Regions from separate parts of the Homo sapiens genome. Here region 1 is linked to region 2. The links are chromatin loops, found by intact Hi-C in ENCODE. Cell type or tissue: PC-9. All regions are shown on one strand. Each heading gives the region's core, and the rest is flanking DNA. Links, peaks and the distances in the headings are about the cores only. Region 1 overlaps TRPC4 (transient receptor potential cation channel subfamily C member 4). Region 2 overlaps TRPC4 (transient receptor potential cation channel subfamily C member 4).

What was found. A loop is a pair of places that touch in the nucleus more often than their neighbours do. Peaks named below come from ENCODE experiments on the same cell type or tissue, not always from the same donor. Only the 100,000 strongest peaks of a DNase experiment are listed, where the experiment ranks them.
Region 1: it touches region 2 in a loop (9-fold over the local background); 3 of 110 quality-filtered maps call a loop at or near these places.

What each region holds. Positions count from the first base shown.
Region 1 is chr13:37,742,220-37,754,428 of GRCh38, reverse strand. It overlaps TRPC4 (transient receptor potential cation channel subfamily C member 4), which reads left to right. Exons shown (of 11, transcript NM_016179.4): 3 at 7,974-8,492. Among named protein-coding and RNA genes, the nearest start is that of TRPC4, 120 kb to the left of the region's middle. RefSeq lists silencers at 323-617, 6,843-7,137. In PC-9, for the core only: no CTCF peak of the experiment used is centred there; a DNase peak (open chromatin) is centred at 7,008; H3K27ac peaks cover 1,771 bases.
Region 2 is chr13:37,649,888-37,662,096 of GRCh38, reverse strand. It overlaps TRPC4 (transient receptor potential cation channel subfamily C member 4), which reads left to right. Exons shown (of 11, transcript NM_016179.4): 7 at 6,814-7,009; 8 at 10,638-10,832. Among named protein-coding and RNA genes, the nearest start is that of POSTN, 57 kb to the right of the region's middle. In PC-9, for the core only: no CTCF peak of the experiment used is centred there; DNase peaks (open chromatin) are centred at 5,306 and 5,686; H3K27ac peaks cover 2,734 bases.

The sequences.
Region 1 (12,209 bases), core at 2,393-10,392, 92 kb before region 2:
ATTTTCATCTGCAGGGTTATGTCCTTAAATATGCTAGATGGAAAACTTTATAAATTTGAGAAGAAAAGTTAATGGAAAAGTAGTAGTTATTGAGTGCCTACAATGACCTATTTATTTTATGTGTTAGGAAAATGTCCTCTTCACTTGTAACAATGGAACCACAAAAGGAAGGAGGAAGAGTTGCGTATGGGAGACATTGAATAAAGCAAAGGAGAGGGATTGAGATATAAAATAGACTGCGTTGAGAACGAAGCGTGAAAAGGGGCAGCAAGCCCATTTTCTGGGTTTTCTAAATGTTTGTGAGGTCAAATGACTTATATTTTAGACTTCCTTAAATTATTGAAACAGGTAGTAAAGTTGATAATTAACTGATAATTGCCTCAGCTGCAGTCAACCAGAGTCCCTGAGTCATAGCTTTTCGCTGCCCTCTCCATAGCTTCAGTATCGCCCATTCTCCATAGCGGGGGTGCTTTGAGGTGGCAGGCTCGGCTTCCCTGGAAAACCAGTAAGAAAAGCCTCTTTATCAACCCTTACTCATAGTCAGCTGAAAGACAGAAGAGAGAGGGAAGGGCCATTGGCCCTAATTGGATGCAAGGGTTCTCTGAAAGTGCCTTTCCAGTGCTAGAACGTGCAAATTTGCATTAGCAGCTTCTGCAATGCACTTGTGTTCACCTTTCCATCCCAGACAAGTGAACATTAGGGAAACAGAAATCTGAATTCAGAGGACTCTCAGGGCATCATCTGGATGAGATCTCTTCTTCTCTGATATGTTTGCTTTAAATTAATTCTACCTCATGTTTCTGTGTTCTCTTTCTTTCTTTCTCTCTCTCTCTCTCTCTCTCTCTCTCTCTCTTTCTCTCTCTCTCTCTTTCTTTCTCTGTCTCTCATCTTTCCTGTCTGGCAGGGTGCAATCATATCCTTTCCTTTTCCATGGCTACAAGTCTAATCCAAAATGTAATAGCTATCAGCCTTCTTTACCTGCCTCCAACCATTTCAATTTTAATGTATTCTTCAAAATATACTAGAATAATGTTACTACTTAGAAATTATTCCATTATTCTCCTGGCTAAATTCTTCTATAATGTCACCAATATTTATAAAATAATGCTATTCAAAAGCATCTCTAATCTTGCCCTAATCTACATTGAAGCATTTTAAAATTATTTAGCTTTCTTGACTTATACTATACTCTAAAGAAAGTATTTTTATAAATGTATCTCTCATGTCTTCTCTTTGATGCTGTCATTTTCTTATAACTGTTTTACATTGCTAGTTCCAACCAGTGTAAATATAAACACCTCCTCAAATCCTTTTCTGATTAAAAAAATCTCTAAATTAATTTCCCCTTTGTTTTATTCATACTCTTCTTAGAGCATTTACTGAGTTCTTACATTAAAATCATTTCTATAGTATTATACTGTGTGTGTGTGTGTGTGCGTGTGTGTGTGTGTGGAGGGAGAAAGAGAGGAATTTTCTGCTATGCTTCTAGAGGACAAAACACCTTTTTCCACCCAGCACATTGCCTTGCACATTGCTCATGTATAGTAATTATTTGTTGATTAAATGAAAGCCATTAAAGTGACTTGATTTATTGTTATAAGATTTAGTGAAGTTATCTTCTTTATTTTTTTTGTTTGTTTGAGCACCTGCGAATCTGTAATCCTAGGACATAACATCTGAAATAAGCTAAATGTACCAGCCATCTAGGGAAAAGGGGAATTTAAGTCTCTGTATACCCCAAAGACCATTTGTGTACAAATGAAAGGCTGTAACATTAGGACATTCTGAAAGAAGAGCTAGGAAAACTTAGCAAAGAAAAAGGGTGTGGGAGGGGGAGGGGGGCAGAAGTGGTATTTTGGTCTTTCTAGAGAGAGATTAGGTCCTGAGAGCAAAATCTTGAGGGGGTCACTTTAGCTTGCATTGTTTCACTATCTGTGACCGGCTCTTCCTTGTCGTCTGAGATTGACTCAGTCTCTAGTTGGAAGGCTTGGAACTCTGATTTAATGGCTTCGCCCTACAGAAATGGCAGTCACCTGTGTGCAGAATAAATCGATGTGTCATGTGTGGAATACCAACTATCCGCTAGGCACTTTGCCAAGTAGAAAAAGAATGGCAGCCGAATGTTCTAACGCTTCCAAAAGAACAGTTTGCATCTGCAGTTTTCTGCTCCAAGTATGTCAATTATTCGCTTCTTGCTAAGGAAAGTAAAATGTTGCACAGTACCGTATTCTTGTTAATACTGAACAAAAAAATTATAGTTAGCAAATAATTTTTATGTTCTAGGGCTCATAGCAGATTTTACAGTTATTATTGTATTCTAACTCTACCAGTCATATATATATATATATATATAGTTTTCTGCTTTATCAGGTTTTGGTATCAATGTGAAGCTTTCTGCTATATATAGCAGAAAAACTACCCTGAGATTTTGGAAAGTACTTGGCAAATTTTTAGAACTGAAAGTTTCAGATTAAAATTTGGTTATCATCTGATGTGACGCTGCAAATATTCATTTCTTATTTTTCTGTGTATTTCTCATGATAACTACCATGATGTTGGATTTGAAGTAAATGAACATTTGATTCACTTTGCTTGGGAGATACAGGAAATCTGTGCTCCAGTTTTCTGTCAAATACACAGTCATCTCTGTGAGGATATGAATTGCTTTATCTTCATTTTTCTTAATTCTCTACATCTAATGCAGTGCCAGACAATAGACTCAGTAAATATTTGTTGATTCAATATATGAATAAATTATTGAATCAATCAAAGTAATTATAAGCCGTTTTAAGAAAGGGAATTGCCTGAAGCTGTTGCTATATTAGAAAAATCGCATTTGCAGTAGTGGAGGGAAAGAACTGAAGATCCCGAAGACCCGTCCTTTTCTTTAGAATGGCTTACATTTTATATTAATAATTTTCTAGTAACCATAGGGTCCCCTTTTCCTTTATTAAAGCTTCTATTCTATTAGCTGGTTAACCATACAGTCTTTTGTCAGACCCTTCTCTCTCTTTCTTTCTCTCTCTCTCTCTCATTCTTTTCTCATTTCAAAACAAAAATAAAAGGTACATTTTCCTACATTTGTGTATATTTTGAATAGCATCTTCGAAAGTAAAAGCAAAAGAAGCAGGATTGGGAAGCGGAAGCCGTTAGACCCTGATGCAGAGCTGATGAATGTTCCCGCCACTGTAAACAGGAGCTCCGGAGGATACGGCTGCCTAGCAAGCCATGTCGTATGCTGAGTAGAAATAGCTGGGCCCTGTCCATCCTCTCTGCTTGCTCTTCCATTGTCCTGCATTTTAAAACTGAGGAAGAACCTGAACCGGTTAGCAGGTGGAGGCTGCTGGTAGACTACACTCTTGGTAGCCGGACAGCAAGTCCATTCTTGAAGGGGTTATGAATGCCACATCTCCATTTTCTATAGGAAGAAAGCATTCTTATTCTTTTAACGAAGAAAACTTCACATTGATACCAGAATCTGATAAAGACAGCACAGTGAAGATTAGAAATCCATCTCCCGTAGGAAAATCGATTCCAAAATATTTCTCATAAGTGGGAGTTGAACAATGAGAACACGTGGACACAGGGAGGGGTACATCACACACCGGGGCCTGTCGGAGGGTTGGGGGCTAGGGGAGGGATAGCATTAGGAAAAATACTTAATGTAGATGACGGGTTGATGGGTGCAGCAAACCACCATGGCACGTGTATACCTATGTAACAAACCTGCACATTCTGCACATGTACTCCAGAACTTAAAGTACAATAATAATTTTTTTAAAAATTGCCAAAGTAAAAACATTATGCATTTGACCACGTGGAATTCATTTCAGGAAAGTCAGAATGTTTCAATATTCCGAAACTTATTAATATAATTTGCCATACTTTTAGGACTAAGGAGGATAATTATATGATTATATCCATTGAAACAGAAAAGGCATTAGACAAAATTCAACACTCATTTTTGATAATAAATAAAAAAGTTATTTGCAAATGGCATAAATATAATAAATAAAACCAACGTAATTGCAGTGGGCAGACAAGTTGGTATCAGTGCTTAAGAAAACTGTGTGACACAAAAACTCTGTACCTAGAAACAAAATCAACATACATGTACGTTATTCCTTCATGTTCAAAACAGAAATAAAATCTTCATAAGAGCAATATTCTTAATGGCCCCAGACTGGAAACCATAAAAATGTCATTAACAATGAAATGAAATAAAATAGAAATTGAAATATTTCGCAGAATTGAAGCAACAGTTTTTGCTACTAACAAAGGAATATATTTCAAAGAGCTAAAGTTGAACAAAGAAAGCTAGACATAAAGAGTACATATTTTGTGATTCTATTTATATAAAATTTTCAAAGTGTGTGAAAGTTACTTATACTGATAACCATTAAATCTGTGAGTATATCTGAGAAAAGTAATAACTGAGAAGAGTAACAAGTGGGAGGCTTGTGAGGTGCAGGCACTCTCAGGTTTTAATCTGGGTTGTGTTACCTAAGCATGTTCAGATTTTTAAAAGTCATCAAGCTGTATATTAATATTTATGCATTTTACTATATGTATGTTATACTTTAATAACAAGTATAAAACGAATAGTGATAGCAATGAATCACAATATATTAAATAAAAGAAAGAATTCATGGGGTCATAGCAATATCCAACAACAAAAAGGAGAAGATGGAGAACTTTCATACACAGAAGAATGCAATATAATAAATGTAGAAGTGATGAGAGAATAAGAAAACCTCAGACTTTCAAAAACCATGTAATAATTGATGTAGGCATATAGTTAGTACTCCGTAACAGGCAATTATTTTCTTAAAACACTTTTGTTCTGTTTTTATTGTCTTCATGCAATCGGAGAGGACCCAAACCTGTCCCCTGAGACCTAGATAAACACTAATATTTTGCCTGCCTGGCTGAGTCAGGGTCCCAGCAGAGTCCCCCACGGAGTCCAGCTAAGACAATCAGTTCCTGATGTCTAACAATCTATGACCAGCTGGGTGCCAGGCAATTAATGGTAAAGACAACATATAATGTTAAATTTCGAATACATTTTAGAGTAAGAGTAAGCTCTAAAATAATTATAATTATGTAATTTAAAAATAGTTATTTACTGTATTAGTCCGTTTTCACTGTTCTATAAAGACACTACCTGAGACTGGGTAATTTATAAAGGAAAGAGGCTTAATTGACTCACAGTTCCATATAGCTGGGGAGCCCTCAAGAAACTTATAATCGTGGCAGAAGGCAAAATGGAAGCAAGGCACATCTTACATGGCAGCAGGAGAGAGAGAGAGCAAGAAAGGGGAAGTGCCAGACACTTATCAAACAGCCAGATATTGTGAGAACTCTCTATTACAAGAACAGCATGGGAGAAACCATCCCCATGATCCAGTCGCTGCTCACCAACTATATCCCTGTATACATGAGGAGTACAATTCAAGATGAGATTTGGGTGAGGACACAAAGCCAAACCATATCATTACTGACCAACCAATTGACCATTCAACAAACCAGTGCAATGGTTTATTGAGTATTAAAACTCAAACAGCAGATTTATTCTTGGTATATTCTCACATATTTTAATAAACTTACTGTATCTCTCTTTAATACTTTTACACTGTTATTTTTTGAAAAAAATGTATGCTATTCAGTATGGATATACTATACTTATTTTTAAAATAAAATTTTCTGCAATATTCTACAAAGATATATTTTATGGTTAATGAATTTGAAATTCTTAATGAGATTTGGGTGGAGACATAAAGCCAAGCCATATCATTACTGACCAATCAATTGACCATTCAACAAACCAATGCAATGGTTTATTGAGTATTAAAACTCAAACAGCAGATTTATTCTTGGTATATTCTCACATATTTTAATAAACTTACTATATCTCTCTTTAATACTTTCACACTGTTATTTTTTTGAAAAAAAATGTATGCCATTCTGTATGGATATATTATACTTATTTTTAAAATAAAATTTTCTGCAATATTCTATAAAGATATATTTTATGGTTAATAAATTTGAAATTCTTAACAGCTTAAAAAGCATAGAAATCCAAGATGAAATTGTACTGAATCCAGAAATTGCCTTCAAATTACATGTCACTTAAACATACATCTAATATAGGAAATTATTTAGTTACATTGTTTTGTCTTCCCTCATTGTCTGCCACAGAAAACACTAAAAGTACAGTAGTCTCCTCATATCCAAGGTTTTGCTTTCATCAGTTTCAGTTACCAATGCTTAACTGTGGTCCAAAAACATTAAATTGAAAATTCCAGAAATAATACATAAGTTGTAAATTTTGCACCATTCTGAACAGCACGATGAAATCTCACGTTGTCCCACTCCATCTCACCTGGGACGTAAATTCTCACTTTGTCAGGCAAATGCACACTGAAACCATTTCCCAAACCTTAGTCACTTAAGAGCCATCTTGGTTATCAGATTTACTGACACGAGATTGCAGTACTTGTGACCAAGGAAACTTTATTTACCTTCACAGTGGCCTCAAAGTGCACAAAAGTAAAACACTATCTTAACAGGCAGTGTGGTCACCCTAGTACTCATAAGCACATTTCAAAAAGTGTTTATTACCATCTTCACTATTAAATAATTGCATACCTCTGTAAAGGATATTTTAAATCGATAATTTCATTCCTATTATCTTTAGTGTTTCTCATGAAACCAATGGATATCCTATATGGCCAGATGACTTTAAAATGTGTGTAATTGTCCACATATAAAAATGTACCTATATTTAAAAGTAGCATTAATGAAGTGTCATCATGAGTGTCGTTTTTCTCCATATGGTTTTCCTCTGATCCTTTTGTGGTTTCCTTCATTTTTCCAGCAGCATATTTCAATGTGACGTGAGTCATCATTTTTTTTTGCCATGCCTGTTTAACTGCCCTTATGTAGCATTAACTTTTCATAAATGCCTCTATGGCTTTGTGCCAGCAAAAATAAATAAACTAAAAGTGCTAAAGCAACATAGTGCAGTGCAATTCACTCAGGGTTGGGTGTCAGACAGGTGAACCTGTGTTTATTATATAAGGTCTTTAAAGTATGTGGAAATTGCAGATCAGATTGTAGACCTTCCACTTACTCACTGAGGAACTACATCCATAAAATGTGAATAATAAAGGGTGAGGGTTAATGTACCTGGCAGATGCTTACTAAATGGCGGCTATTATTATTTTCATCATTACCATCCCTAGAGTATAACCCAAAGGAAATCGTGCATAAACACATTGGTGACCTGATTCAGTGGAATTCACACTGCTGACTCGACTCAATGCTTGCTTATTTCTAATAAAACAGTAATGCTAGTTATGGAGCACCTCTTGTCATCTGGAAAATATACCAGAAAAGCACAGATGAAAAGAGGAAGCATGAGGCCAGCCCACTTATTTTTGCTGCCACATTTAGTCACTAGGCTGAATGATAGGAAAGCAGAAGCTAAAACACAGTAAAAACAAACAAAAGACAAAACCTAATTGAGGAATTAAAGGACTTCTACTGCAGAGAAAGAGCTTGGGTTTAAAACAAATCATTAGCTGTTTTTGAGTGTATTTCTTGATTATTTTGGACCTCAACATCTCTGAGAAAGCAAAGAAAATAGTGTCAGCTGGAAAATAAGTTGGGCTTATTTAAAAGAAATAAAGACATTCATCAAGTAAAGAGTTTCCATAACCACCTATTTTAAGATGCTGTAAAATGTCATAATTCAGATTAAAAAAAGAATAATGCATCATATTGGAAAGTTTTTTTTTCCAATTTTGTCTGGTCTTTTTGTAGGGGAAAAGACCATATCTCTCCTACAAAAAAAAAAAAACCCGGCCAAGGACATATAAACCCTGTTCCATATTGCTATAGCATGGTGTATGAAATTCACAGACTTGAACAAAAGAATAAATATTCATCACCTCTGCCTTTTTTTTTTTTAGGTGCCTCCTATACTCCTTGATAAGCAGTTCTCTGAATTCACTCCAGACATTACACCAATCATTTTGGCAGCCCATACAAATAATTATGAGATAATAAAACTCTTGGTTCAGAAAGGAGTCTCAGTGCCTCGACCCCACGAGGTCCGCTGTAACTGTGTGGAATGCGTGTCCAGTTCAGATGTGGACAGCCTCCGTCACTCACGCTCCAGACTCAACATCTACAAGGCCTTGGCCAGTCCCTCTCTCATTGCACTGTCAAGCGAAGATCCTTTTCTCACAGCCTTTCAGTTAAGTTGGGAACTTCAGGAACTGAGCAAGGTGGAAAATGAATTCAAGTCGGAGTATGAAGAGCTGTCACGGCAGTGCAAACAATTTGCTAAGGACCTACTGGATCAGACGAGAAGTTCCAGAGAACTGGAAATCATTCTTAATTACCGAGATGACAATAGTCTCATAGAAGAACAAAGTGGAAATGATCTTGCAAGACTAAAATTGGCCATTAAGTACCGTCAAAAAGAGGTGAGTGTTGCCAGACTTGATCCATCAAAATGCCATAGAGTTTAATCACAGTGAAGCAAACTGCTACTCACAAAATTAGTTTTGGGTTTTAGAGCATTTTCTATTCAGCTGTAAGTGGATGACATTTATTGTCTACCGGATTAATAATTATGAATCACATTGAAGAGTGGTAATAAATGGTTTAATAATTGATGTTTTTGGCCTCTGTCTTAAAATGTACACATTGACTGTGGTATAATGGAAAAACTAATGAATTTTAGTATGTCCAGACTGAGATTTCTGGCTCTGCTATTTATAAGTCTTGTAACTTTAGGGGGTCACAGATAGATTTCCTTAAGCTTCAGTATTCTCACCTGCTGAATGGATTTAATATTTGAAATTATATATATATATATATACGTATATATACATATATACGTATATATATACATATATACGTATATATAAGTGTGTGTGTGTGTGTATATATATATATATATATATATATATATATATATATACGCATATATATATATAAATAATCAGCCTTCTGTATCTGCAGGTTCCGCATCCTTGGATTCAACCAAATGTGGATGGAAAATGCAGCATTCATAGGATGTGGAACATTCAGATATGGAAGGCTGATTTTTTCCTATCCATGGGTCCCGTAGGGCCAACTGCTGCAGGGCTAGAGCAGCCATGGATTTTGGTATCCACATGAGGTCCTGGAACCAATCCCCCACAGATGCTTGGGGACAACTGTATATATAGACAACATTTTCCTCACAGGTTTTTAGGAAGTGTAAAATATGTGGATGTGTGAAGACTCTTAGTAAATTATATGGTATTGTTTTATTTATATCAGTAAATACTTATTATAAAGTGTTAATAAAATAAAAGACTTTAGTACAATAGCAGATGTAAGTACTAAAACTTTTCTCATATCTTGCTCATTTTTTTGATTTGTCAGGAATAAGAAACCAAGTAAGTTCATCGCAAGGGAGTAATAAATTTCTTGTAAAATTTCCATATATTAAAAATGCTGTATTAAATAACAGAATCTCATACTTCTTACCCTTAATCAGCCAGCATAATTGCTTTGTGTTTGAGTGAGTTCTCAAAAGACTGTTTACATCTATCTGAAGAAAATATTGGTTCTCTGTTCACTCTTAAATGATAGTAATTATCTATTCCAGAACAATACTTGGAAATGCTATGTAAGATGAAAAGAGAAAGAGAAAAAGTGAAAGACTTCTGAATTGTAAAATGTACTCAGTTTCTTTTGAATTTGGCCTTAATGATCCCATATAAGCCCTGGCTGCTTTGTCTGTTGCTACTCACTAAATACTCAAGGTTCAAGATACCTGAACTTGCTTTCTCAATTTTTTCCTCTAGTTGTGTGATTAGTTAAGCTAATCTGGTTGTCATGGAAGCCTGAAACAAGGTGAAATGAACTTTTCCCTTAATACTGAAGTGAACAGCTTCTTTTGTGTCCATTCCCTCTAACTCTAAAATCACATTTGCTATTTTGAGTCCTTGTCAGCAGTATTAACTCATTTTCTTAGGTTTTTATGTTTTGGACTCAGAGATCTAATATTTTAAAGAAACTAGAGTAATTTTACTACACAATGATAAGATACATTGATGAAAGATGTTCAAAGTGGTAAATGGGAAGATAAGAAGTCATTGCAGGCTTTAGACTTGAAAGATATTGAAATATTGATATGGCCTAAATCTTCTTAAAGATCCATATTAGCACAGTAGTATGCTTTGCTTTCTTTAGTTTTTCTTTGGAGAAGGGGGTTTAAAGAATCGACACGATGATTGCAAAGATTTTCTCTTATGCCATAGCTGTTCACTGTTAATATTATCCTACAAATGTTGAATGGAGTAAAGTTCCCAAGATGTACAATTCATGAAATGAAACAGAGAATGCAGAAGCAGCCTGCTCTGCTCACCTGTTGCTCTTTAGGTCTCTCTGCAGCCAGTGAATGAACTCAGATTTATTTTTTGCCTGCACTCATTTTGGTCATGGCATTGAAGCTGATTTAACGTCATCTTTGGCCACAATAACTTTTGTGAAAGCCTGGGAACAAAGTACTCATAAACTCCTTTACCATATCCTCATAACAGAATGCTGTCAATGATATTGCATTAACTGAAGCTGCCAAATTCCTGTCAAAGAGTTGTTCGAGATAGAAATTGTAATTTGAATTTCTTGCATATTTATATTTATATTTTTACCTGCAAAGTAATTAATACACTTTGGTCATGCATTAATTTCCTTAATAACTGTTTCAACATATATTTCATAGAACACATTCCAGGAAATGCACGGGGCACTTGGGATTCCCAGGTGTCAGGTCTCTGCTCTCATAGAGCTTATAGCCTATTAGGAGAGACAATGAAACATTGAATATATATTCTCCATTTTGTTCCTGAACCACTAAAAATGTTCTTCCTTACTGAACGTGTTTTCTTTGCTTATGTTCTTCTGTATATGTTATAAATATAAAAAGTGGTTTCAATGTCAAAACCTATGAAAAAGCCATAACTCTAATCCCATCTTCAGTATCTAAGAAGCAAAGCAATGGAAGGCATTTAATAATTTCCAACACTTCTCTCAAGATGTTTGTATTCTTGCTAATATGAAGTTATGGAAGGGTGATAAAGCCTAATAATACAAGATAAAACATAACAAAAAACATATAGCATGTAACAAAAAAATAAGAATTGGTGCTATTTTTTAAAAGACACTTTTCTTGTAGATATGGGGTCTTGCTATGTTGCCCAGGCTGATCTCAAACTCCTGGGTTCAAGCAATCCTCCCCAAAAGATACAATTTTAAAAGACATTGTATTGGGATTTTTTTCCTTTCAAAATGTTTTGAGATTTCAATGGAGAAAAAAATGAAAACGAAATTCTTACAGAGTTGTTCTGGAGTATCTTGCATTTACTATCAAAGAGAATATTTTTCTCTGATTGAAGATTTTCCCAAAGCAAAATAACATTGGATAACTGATAGCATTATTTAAAAAATTCAGGAATAACATTTTACTTTCATATATACCTTTTAAAATCATAAGTTGTGTTTTACCGCATGTATTCTTAGGTTATTCAGAAATTATTAAATTCAAATATTAAAGGTTTTCTAGTAAGATCATGTGCCTTAAAGAAAATTCTGCTTTAGCATGTCTTGCTTCATATCTTTCTTACCAAAAGTTTTCCTTGGTTTGGTCTAAATAAGTCTGAGATTTATCTTTAGTCCATCTCTCAGGATTTGGAATGCTTTCTCATTAACCTTCATTCACATAGCTAAGTCCTGCACACTCTTTAAAGGTCATCTCACGTCTTGTCTCACCGCAGGAGCATTCTATGAAGCAAACCCCTCCATAGACTCTCTTGGATAAATGTCCTCATTATACACACCCTATATTGCATTGTGTTATTACTTTTCCATCTCCTCCTCTAGGCAGTGTCAGGAACACATCCATCTTACTCACCAGTCATACTGTAGCCCCTGACATACAGAAGGTGCTCAGTAATGAATGCACCTGAATGAAGTCACAGATGCTCTTAGATCTGGATGGTTCCCTGCATGTTTCTTTGCCTGAATAAATTGCACTATTTGGGTTAATCTCCTAATAACAGATTCCTTATGAATCAACATATTAAAACAATTAATGTTGGCAGGATTTGATTGCAGACTTGTTCTGGTACTTCTCTAATCTCATCCAA
Region 2 (12,209 bases), core at 1,634-9,633:
CCTCAAGGGATCTACCCACCACAGCCTCCCAAAGTGTTGGGATTACAGGCATGAGCCACTTCGCCGGCCTTCCAGCTCCTTCTTGATCCTGTATTCCTAAGCAGCAGTTTCTTGGCCTGACCGGTTCACTCAGTCTTGACATCTTCCCACTGCTCTCTTCTGACCCTGGGCAGGAGGAATTCAATGAAATCCCTTGCAAAAACATCCTCATAACTAGCATGGCCTAGGATGGCATCTCAATTTTGATATCTGAACTTCTCTTCCTCCCCCGCCCACCCCCTACCCTCTGGCTCCCGTCTTATTTGTGGTTCTTGACTTGCAACTTGGCCAGGGAAACGGATTAGAGATTTACAATGGTCAGACCCCACCAACCTCTTCCTTCATAAATGAGAGTTCTGCTCTAACAATCTTTGTCTGTCTGCCAGCTGGTCTCCTGGATTTCTGATGGAGAACCCTTGTGAATGCTCTTTCACAACTTTCTTCTTACTTTATGCTGCATAACCTGGTGCAAACTGCTTGCCAAGACCACCCCATCTGTTCCTGTTGCCATATCCTTCTGACTTCCTCCTTTGCCTTCCAGAAAGAACTTCCACGTAGCATTTAAAACTGTGTTAACTCCCAGGTCCTCTTTATTTCAGGGAAAAGCTCTGGTTCCCAGACCCAACCCTTCTCACCTATCTGATTCCTCTGCAATCAATAGGTTATACATAACACTGTCATGATTTATGATCCCCTAAAATTCCTAGGAATTTCTTTGTCCCTATATTGGTTTCTTTGTAAGTAATAACATATTACAAACTAATTATAACATAAATCAAAGGAGATTAAGGCCAGACAAGCATGATGTAAAATGCTTAATATAAATTTTATTCCAAAATCAAATATACTGGATTATTGGGATTATGTATTACTTTCGTTTGTCTCTACCAGTGATTTCCTCTATTGTCATGAAAAGCAACATATAATTACATATCTTAAATACTATAGGCCTATATCATTCAACCCAAATAAATCAGTTATTGCACTTGAATTATTTTTTCTAAATAATATAAATGTGCAAGCCACAAATTATTTTTTGCTTCAAGATATTGAAAAACTAAAGTATATATCAATAGCCCTTAACATTAGGAAGCAGGAGGTCCTAGGCTTAAGTCACCTGTCTCTTGATGACTCTGTTTAAGCAAAACGGACACCAGTCATTGTCACAGGGTATATAGTGATACCCTTGGGGCCCCTGCTCTACATCTTACTTCTGTGCTTTCTTTGGTTTTTAATTTTCTTTTTGTAATTCTGTACATTTCATAAATTCAGGCTCTTTTTTACTGCCCACTATTTCCGAGACCTTATTCTATGTGAAGGTTAAAAATACACTAATTCATATAAAGTACCTAACACAGTTCATGTCATAGAATGTCATCAAAAATGGTAGCTACTCTTATTATCTTCATGATTGGCAATGGTAGAGGATTATCTCTCACATATCTCTCATAAGGTTTCATCTCTATTATTCCTTCCACTCAGTTTCAAACTTTGTTAAAATTTTGAACCCAATATTTCCCATTAGCTACCACTCCTGTTTCATTCCTTTCATCCAAGTAAACCTAAAAGAAGCCTATACAAGATATCTTATTTTCTCACCTCTCACTCAAACTTCATCCAATTATAATTTGGCTTCTGCTTCCATCATTCCACTAAAACTGCTCTAAAAATTATCACCTGGAGCCTTCTTATCACCATTAACTATGGATATTTATCTGCTCACATTTTACTTAATGTGTCTGCTTCATTTGACCCTGTTTAACACTTCCATTTCTGGAAATCTTGCCCCTTTTAACTTCTATATTATTACCTTTTTCACTTCAAATCTTACTTCTCTAGCCTTTCTCACTTTACTCTAACCCTAACCTTAAGTATACTCTGATAATTTTTTATTTTCATTACTGCTTTTAAATAGTGGTATGTCTTAGCATGCTAACCTGAGACCCTTTTAACAGTACCCCTATGAAAACTCATCTGTGCTTTTGGAATTGGCTCTATATGTCTAAGTCATGACTTCCATATTTATATTACTAGCACCAATTTCTATCCTCGGGTTGCACAATATATTCAGCTGTCTAGTGGACACCTCTCTCTACATGCCTCCTGAAGACTTAAATTCAATCAAAGGGAATTTATCAGAGTCTCTCTAAAACATATTCTTCCTCCTGCTTAATTCCTTTTCTTAGTCAACATCACCACAATCCACCCAGAAACTTACATCAAAAACATTTATCTTATTCTAGATCCTACCTTCTTCTCATCCCTTCCATGTGTAGTCGGTCAATAAATATCTGTTCCTGCTCCTATTATCTTGGCACTGTCTTCCCCTTGCTCTCCACTGATGCCCAAATCTAAGTACCCCTGCCCCTGGTCTCTGCCTTGTTTCTTATGTCTTCCATTTTGCTTCCTGAATTATATTTCTAAACTAATATCTGAGGCTACCCTGTTTAAAGTGCCAAAATGGTTTCCCATTTCTTACAGGATACTGCCACATTCTTTAGCTTGACATTTTAGATCATTCATTGATCTGCTTGTCCCCTGCCTCCTGTCTTAGTCCATTTTTGTTGCAATGAAGAAATATCTGAGACTAGGTAATTTATAAAGAAAAGAGGTTTATTTGGTTTATGGTTCTGCACACTCTATAAGAAGCACAGCATCAACATCTGCTTCTGGTGAGGGCCTCAGGAAGCTTCCATTCATGGCAAAAGAGTGAAGGGAAGCAGGCATCACAGGGGGAAAGAGGAAGGAAGCGAGGGAGGGAGGTGCAGGGGTCCTTTCAACAATCAGCTCTTGTGAGAACTGATAGTGTGAGAACTCACTAATTACTCCTAGGATGACACTAAGCCTTTTGTGAGCAACCCACAATCCACCCTCATCACTCAAACACATCCCTCTAAGCCCCACTTTCAACATCAGGGATTACATTTCAACATGCTATTTGAAAGAGACGAACATCCTCTGTATCACTTCCTTTTCTTGTCTCATCTTTCAATCCCCCATTAACACTTTACTCTTCAATATTTCCTGATGGATTATAAATACAAATCCCCAAATACGTTATTTTCTTCTCTTATTCGAGAATGGCCTTATTCTGCCCTTCCATGTGGCAATTTTTTTTTCCAAATCCTACCTCAGATATACCTTTTGCAGGAGGCCTTTTCTGGTCTTCTCCCTGACTGAATGCCCAGTGTCAGGCTGTGATCCATGTCTTCTATGCATCTTCATGCCGTTTCCCACCAGTGAATACATACTTCCTCCTGCTCCTTTCCAGGTTATTTTCTCATTACCCTGAGAAGAACTACATGTTACCAAAAAACACAAAATATTTAGTTGTTGAAACTATTCTATGTGCAATTTTAAGCTATTAGCCCCTGGTAAGGTACTTTCTTATGAAGAGAGGGGCACAGGCTTTGTGACAGGTATTGTCTCATTAAGCAAAGCCCTTTTATATTTGTTGGAGCTGTATTCCTAATGGTTGTAACTGGCCAGTTGGAGTCATACATTATTTTAATATTTCATTTTTGCTTATAAACTAAAGATAAAATATTCAGATGAATTTTTTATTAATTTATGTTTGCTCATTGTTTTAGTCCCATGGGATAGAGGAAAATTTCAACAATGGAATACATTACTTTTTTACACGTTCAATTCTTCTGGCTGTAAATATATAATCAGGGAAACAAGCTAATTGTATAAAGCATATGTTGAGCAATATATTCAAAGCAAGAGATAAAATGCTATCATTAGGAAGGCAGGACCTAAGTCCACCCATACAGACTGTTAGGATTTAGTCTTCAACCCAAGTTTTATACTAAATGTCACTTAATTAAATTGTAGCATTATCTTGGAGAGTTTTCAGTTCATATCTTACCACAGAACAAGAAAAATATTAGTCACGTAAAGGCATTCTGAGATGTGATACTTTAAGTAATGATCCTTCAATGTATGGGCAATGTTGGTCTCAATAGATTTGGGAATTACTAATGACAAAAACATTTCTGAAAGCAGTGGCTTTGAAATGTTAACTTAGACTGATTTTTTAAAAATCCACCTGTTATCTGAACAATTCATTGAGAAACACTAAGGCCAGGGTCTTAATTCCTCTGAGAAATAAATATATTTTAGTTAAGTGGAACTAGTCTTTAAATCTCACCACTGACTTATTCCACTAAAAGAAGGAAAATAAAAGAAAGAAATAATCTATAAGTAATCATGAAATGTCACTTTATTTAGAATTTTCCCCTTTAAATTTTTTTAAACATCAATAAATATTTTGCAAAAGTATTTATTAATGTTTCCTAAAATTAGTAGTTACTATGTAGACAGGAGCAAATGTGTACTATTCAAAATAATAAGTGGTTTATTCTGCATCATTGTTTTTATTTGAAAAAGAACCTGTAATGGGGTTTATGTGGTAACATTTTACACTATATATTGTATAACTTATAATATTTAACTTACAACTTTCCTTAAATTGCTATTCATGTCAGGAAAACCAGCTGATTTTTATGTGTATACTCACAGTGAGAACATAAACTATTTGGAAAGAAAGAATACAATTCTTTCACATTAAATCCAAAGGACACTATGATTAATTTTAGAAGTTGTCTTTAAAGTTACTAAAAATAAAGAATTCATGGCCATGGGCCAAATTTACTTTTTCCTGAGAAATTTTCAAAGAGTAGCTTTAGTGGCCTTTGTCTAGGGCCAATGAGTCAGATTGAATTCTCTCTATTATTGTTGGAATCTGGCACCTGGGTTTTCCTCTAAGAATATGTGATCACCTCCTCGTAGAATGCACAGCATTCCATTTAAGAATCACAGTCTGGCTAAAGTTGATCAGATCAGTGCCCTTTCTCCTTCACAATAATCTGTTGTTCCGTCATTTTACAGGTCTAGAAAATAAATAGTTAAATTTTCTGTCTTAAAATTAGTTGCTCAATTAAAAATATGAAATTTTTTACCTTTTTAAAAAAGCAATTTCCATCCTGAATGCCAATTAGGCATATTTAGCTGGAATCTCCTGGTTATATGCACTAGAATTCACAGCTTATTTCAAGTAACAGGCATTTAGTTATAAAAAAACATGCAAAGAATTATAGCCCTTCAGTCTTCTGAGTAAGGGTTTATCTTTGCAAGGGCAGAACCTAGAGCAAGCCCCAGCTTTGGGAAGAGCCGGAGTTGACGTAGTGCTGGGCCATGGGATTGTTACTCTGTGTGTCAGCATTAAAATGAGTCAGCTACTTCATCCTTATTCCGAGTTTACTTATTGCCTGGCTTATTCATCCTCAATTCTCTGCTTCTTAGTTTGTGCTGTCTCAAACCTTTGGCATCCCGTCATTCCAGTGACTCTGACTCCACATCATAACCCCTGTCATCCCAACCCCTTTGGGCAATTATCTTGATATTTTTAAGGCAAACTTCTCTAGAGGGGAATTCTGATCTTTTTTGCCTTAATGCATGCCACAGGCCACTGGCCTTATATGAATTTTCTCTCCTTGGGTCACTTGACCATGATTGACTTAGTCCATGGAGGTATTGGGTGAGAAGCTCCAGAGTCTTACACAAGGACTACCTTTCCATAAAAGGGCATACAGGGGACAATGCCACTGGGGCTGGGAGTTGCCAGAAGCCATAATTGACTTGGTTCTGCAACACCATTCCAATCTAATGCTAATCTCCCAATAGACAGAAATCCTACCTCCTTAGTCATCATGCCGTGTATGAGAAGGTTTTCATTTTATTTTTGTAATTTAAATATAGTCTCATTTTAACGATTTACCAAGAAGTATGAAATCTCTATCATCGTTTTATTACACTATATTAATGTATTATTATGGTCCCTTTGAAACAAACAATTCTCCATTTGAGTTCAGATAGTCCTCAGCTTATTTCATTTTTTGGAGTAAGTTAAAGGGACATTATTTTCAATAAAATAGCCAGAGTTCATTCATTGGCTAGAATAAATAAAATGTTCCTTGAAATACCAAAAAAACCAAAAACCCATCAAATTTTATTACGTAAGCATTCTGAGACTCTTTACCATCTTACAAGATGCATTATGTCCAATTTTAGTTGTAAACATAGAAATCTGTAGTAATTATAATGTTCTCAATTCTCCTACAACCAAAGCAAAATCAGTAAAAGAGCAAACTTTTTAAAGCCTAAAATTTGGGATCTATCATTTATTAGTGATGACTTAGTGCCCTAGGACAGAGATTGACAAATGTTCTATGAAAAGGAGCAGATAGTAAATATTTTAGGTTTTCTGAGCCATATGTTCTCTGCTATAACTACTTTCTTCTGCCATTGTAGCACAAAAGAAGCTATAGAAAATGCATAAATGAATGAGAATGGATGTGTTTCAATAAAATTTTATTTATGGATATAGAGATGTGAATTTTACATAATTTTCATGTCATAAAATATCACTCTTTTGATTTTTTTCCCAACCATTTTAGAAAGTGAAAACCATTCTTAACTCAGTACCCATGCCACATTTGCCTCTCTCTGCCCTAGGAAACTAAATTTAGCTTTCAAAGCTCTTGGGAAATTTAAGTACACCATTTCTACTAGTTTGAGGAAAACAGTTTTATTTCACTCTTTTTATCGTTTAATTTTATAATTGTCCTAAAAGGTTATTTTACTGTTGATATTAATGTTTAAGTTAATTATATATATATATATATATAATCATGCCAAGCTTTATTGTTTTATCCCATGTATAATGATTCCATTAATATAGCTATTAGTATCATTTTATCTTTATTACAGGTTATTTGAGACACTGCAGTCCCTGTTTTGGTCAATATTTGGGCTCATCAATTTATATGTGACCAATGTCAAAGCACAGCATGAATTTACTGAGTTTGTTGGTGCCACCATGTTTGGGACATACAATGTCATCTCTCTGGTTGTTCTACTCAACATGTTAATAGCTATGATGAATAATTCTTACCAACTGATTGCTGTAAGTTGACCAGCTTTATTTTAATTCAATGTTTCCTCTAGAATGTGTTGTTCTTAGCTATACTCCATCTTCTTATCATCGTAAATAAAATCTATAATTAGCTATTGATTAGACAGATAAGAATTATAAATGGTTAATTTGAAATTTCTGAGCAGTAGCACACTATATGTAGCTATAAATTAATCTGATTTTGTCATGTTACACATGATTACAAAGATAAACCAAATCCATTTTGCCAGGCAGCCATTGGCTATGGGAAGTAGTAGCTGAGGTCTGACTAATAAACAAGCAGCTCATCTCTGCGCCGTGTACAATAGGTTTTGCCTCCTGTCGGTCCATTTAACCTACCACTCTCATATAAGCGAAGTCATCCCTACAGGGGAAGATACAAAAGATAACCCAGAGAGGAGTCTGGGAAGGGGAGAAGCCACAGGATTTTCAATTTCTTAAAGCTCAGGGAAAGCAATGTATTAAGAGAAGTAATATTAACTTCTGTAGGATAATACACGATACAATACATGTTTTTTTGAAACTCTGGAATCTAAACAACGTAGCACAAGTTATTTATTTATTCATTCAATACATAATTACTGGGTACATACTGTGTTTTCCAGTACTGTTCTGGGCACCAGAAATACAGCAATGCACAAGAAAGACAAAGTTGAACTTATCTGCTTGAACTTATATACTAGTGATATACGTCTAGGACCACTAGCAATAGCAGCAAAACAGAACTCTTAGTGGAATGAAATATAGTTAAGTCTTTCATATTTATACCTTAGACAAGTAGCATTTTATAATCGTAATTATAGTTTTCCCATTTTCTTCATAAATAATTACATTCCATTACACCTTTGAATCTATGGTTAAATCTCTGAAGTGTTATTACTGTTTTTTTGTCAAGCAAAACTCTGAATTTTACTTCAACCATCCTTAGGGAGGCAATTTTTCTCATAAGACACTCATCACTGATGAAAAACTGCATAGAACATGAGAATAGATGGTTTTTATTTATTGATTCACAGACTAAAGTATTCCAAATGCATAAAAAATTCCTCTGGAAATAGGTAGGTCCTAGGATTTGGAGGTTAATACCCGAATTTGTGGATACTTTGAATTTCATTTAAGCATCTTACGATCTGAAATTTTTATAAATAGACTCTAAATTTTTGTGTCAGAAGTTCTATATTCTCCTAATCAACATATTTCCAAAATGTGCGTTCTGTTTTCCAGAACGTCAGCAACAACAACAAATTAGAAGGCCTTTAATTATCAAGCTAGATACAAGGAAGCTGCCAGCAATTTGGATCTTTTAAAACATTAAATGTCCCAATTTCATCAAGGAGAAAACACTATTTAAGAATATTATGACATTTTCTTATTGCTTCTTTGTGAGGTGTGCTTTTCTAGGTAACTTCATTACAGAGATAAGAATCATCTTCAACTCTCTATTTAGACTTAGCCCAAACCCTAAGACTATGGAGAACCAAAGAGTCACTGAGAACCTGAGACAGGTGTGATTCCCAGGACTCCATGCATGAAGTCTCCTTGGGGGCACGAACATGCCAAGCATTTGCTTACACCTGTCCCAGAATAGCAGAATTTTCTCTTTTTCTTTCTTCCTTCCTTCCTTCCTTTCTTTTTCTTTCTTTCTTCTTTCTTCTTTCTTTCTTTCTTCCTCTTTCTTTCTTTTTCTTGTTAACTGTAACTCAGAGCCATCGGTAAACCATGAAAAAGAGGAAAATTTAACTGTTGAAAGGCAGAAGCACTTATGTAGGCCCCAACTAAAGACTGCTTTCCATTCACTCATTTGTTAATTGATTGAATATTTATTGTGCACCTACTATATGCCATAAACATGCTTAATTTTCGGGATACAAAGAATTAAAAAGTCCCTGTTTTCAACAAAAAAATGATATAGTAGAGATAAAAAGCAATAAATAATTTCAATATTGAGAAAAGAAATTTGAGGATGTCATGAAAGTATGGAAGAGGGGACCTTGACTGGGGTTGGAGATAGGAGGCAGCTCAGGACTGATGGGAGGCAGAACAGGCTTCTAAGGAGAGAGGATTCTTAAGCCAAGTTTCAAATGTTGACTAGGAGTTAGAAGGTGAGTAGTGGAAGGTGGATCTAGTCATCACCAGCTTAGAGCTTTTTATCTCCAGATTTTCTAAGCACCATAGACTATGTTATAGACCCTCTTAAAATCCTAAATCATGAACAAAGAAACCACTTGCTTAGTGATTGCAATAAGATAACATAATTTCTGACTCACCGAGAGTCAGAGAATCAGAAGGAGCTATCCACAGGCCAATGCTTTATCTAAGTGATTGCCTTTTTATTTCCTTGAGCCAAATCTGCTGAGTCCCATTCTCCATGCCTGCAGGAAACAATATGTACAATTCTCTTCACCAATGCAGCATAATCAGCCAGAACCTATAAACTTGTCTAGAAAGAAAGAGAAAGGAAAGGAGGGAGAAATAAGAAAGGAAAGGAAGAGGAGGGAAAAAGGGAGGGAAACTGCAGCTTCTGTGTTCCGATTTATGTGGATCAATCCATATTACCAAACATTTGCTTAGCAGCAATAAGGCCATGCATTCTCTAGGTATGGCGATTCTTGTTCAAAGCACAGTCTGTCCAATATCTGGATTAAACCCATGTTGCGCAGAATAAAAAAGTATGCATAACTTATTCATCCGCACACAGCAATTTAGGAATATCAAAATGAAGCCTAGTTGAAGATTATTCTCCTACTCTAAAATATGAGTTCGTGTTTATGATATTAACTGGTTACAATGAACTATTCTGAATTCTTAAAATGAATGTATGCCCAGTCTCTACCACCTCCTACTTCTCAGATTTTCTGCTTAAATCAGATTTATGGCTAAATTAAGAAGAGACTGGCTGTCCCAAATCTAATTGCCACAAATGTACCAAAGTTTCCTCAGGAGGTTAATAAAGTGGAGTGAGTAATACATGATGAAGGGGATAGCCTCAGGATTGTGGGCAACCACTGGCCATACTCCTCTTTGGTGAAATCTGTACAAAGTTAGGTCAAGATTCAATGGTGTGTCAGAGAGGCCCAATTCTACATTTGTTAATGGAACTTCTTTCTGAGTTTATCTCTATTGGCCGAAGGTGGGCAATAATATTCACATGAAAACATATCCAATAAGACTTTTCCTGGCAACATTGAAGGCTAAGCCATGAGCATCTGTGGAGGTAGCATTAATCTAAGCAGGAATACAAGGCTTTGGTTAAGACAGAAAGTCTATTTCTGGCCTGAATCAAATGAAACTGCACTAACATGAGTCTACAGTGCAGAAGATGCAGGCTAATCTTCAAGTCATAACTAATTACTGCAGTCTTTTTAACATGGAATTATTTTAGATGTCTGTTTCACTGAAGAAGGAAGGATGAGAAGTGACACGAGAGCTGTGACTACCCTAGGTTAAGCCACCCTCTGAAATGTTTAGATGACTGTCTCTGGGAGTCAGTGGTGGTTTTAGAAGCAATTTAATTAATGTTCCAAGAGCCGCTTGAAGTCAGGTTACAGGATCTCTGTGAGATTTATGGTACCTTGTTAATTAAGGAACCTATCATCAGTTGTCATGTTCTCCTGTTCAGGACCATGCAGATATAGAATGGAAATTTGCACGAACAAAGCTTTGGATGAGTTATTTTGAAGAAGGAGGTACTCTGCCTACTCCCTTCAATGTCATCCCGAGCCCCAAGTCTCTCTGGTACCTGATCAAATGGATCTGGACACACTTGTGCAAGAAAAAGATGAGAAGAAAGCCAGAAAGTTTTGGAACAATAGGGGTAAGAACACAGCATGTTAGTATTACTCTTTTTTTAAATTGTGTATTTGAATATATTTGTATTCTTTATTGTACATGTTCAGGTCTTTAGCCTTTTTGTTCTTACTGATTGCATGTCATGAACATTTATAACACATCTCCCATGACTAAGGCAGTGTCTGATTAACTAGGATTTCTTCACAAGTGAATTTCCTGCATCGAGGGCAGTCACTACTATTTTAATAGAAGTCCCGCTCTTCACACAGCCCTCCTTGAGTTCTGCTAGTCAAGGCTGGGGAACTAGCATACTCTGTCTTAATACCTTGACTTCTAGGTCTTTTCAGAATGTGACAGCAGGTTATTTGTGGCATTTCTTCCTCATTGTCTGTTTCCCCCTCTGGATCGTATGCTCCATGAGGGAAGGGCACGTGCTTTGGTGACCTCAAATTCTTCATGCCTAACAAAGTCCCTGCACAAAGCATTTTATGCTTGATAAGAATTCTCAATTAAATGATTGACTGAATATTATAACTTAAATATGCTGTGCCAACTGTTAAGTGTGATTCCAGAATATGTGTAATTACTCAACATGTTGCATCTACTCCCTATCATATTAGATGCCAAGAATTTAGGCATCTAAATATATATATATGTGTGTGTGTGTGTGTGTGTGTATAGAGAGAGAGAGAGAGAGACAGAGAGAGACAGAAGAGAGAGAGAGAAAGGTGAGGGGGCGGGGACTGCCCAGAGCCATGCTCCTGGTAAACTGGAAGATGGTATTTCCCTTTCATCATTTTGGAAATCAGGGTTTCAAGCAATTCCAGCAGAAGATACACCACGTGAAGCTTTTGGTGCAGCCATACCATTGACATAAGACAAATCATTCTTCACGCCTTCCTCACTTTGTGTTCTAATTTTGAAAGTTCTCATAGTAATGTTTTGGAAATTAACACTCATATTCATTAGTCACTTGGATCTTCTCAGTAAAATTGCTTTGGAAGTATTTTTAAATGTTATCATATTAGGATTAGCAAGTAATATTAGAGATTAATTAAAAATAAAAAAATATTAATTTGTTTTCAATTTTATTTTACATGGTTTGTGACTGCGATGCCCTAAGAGATCCTTACCACTCTAACTTCATTGCCCACCAGGCATTGTCATCAGCACCAAATGGAGCTTTCTCCTACTGGCAGTGGCATTGATTTTCCTCTCATCTCAGTAACAACTCTAATTCCAAAGAGAAATTGACTGGCAAGTGAATGTTACAAAGAGGTGATTAGGAGATGCAGTTCTATTCTTTCCCATAAACTATTACCCATAGATTTGGGGGACTACAGTTTGAGAATGTATCTGACCTTAGAAACCAAAGTCAGATTACAACAAAGCCTTATCCTGC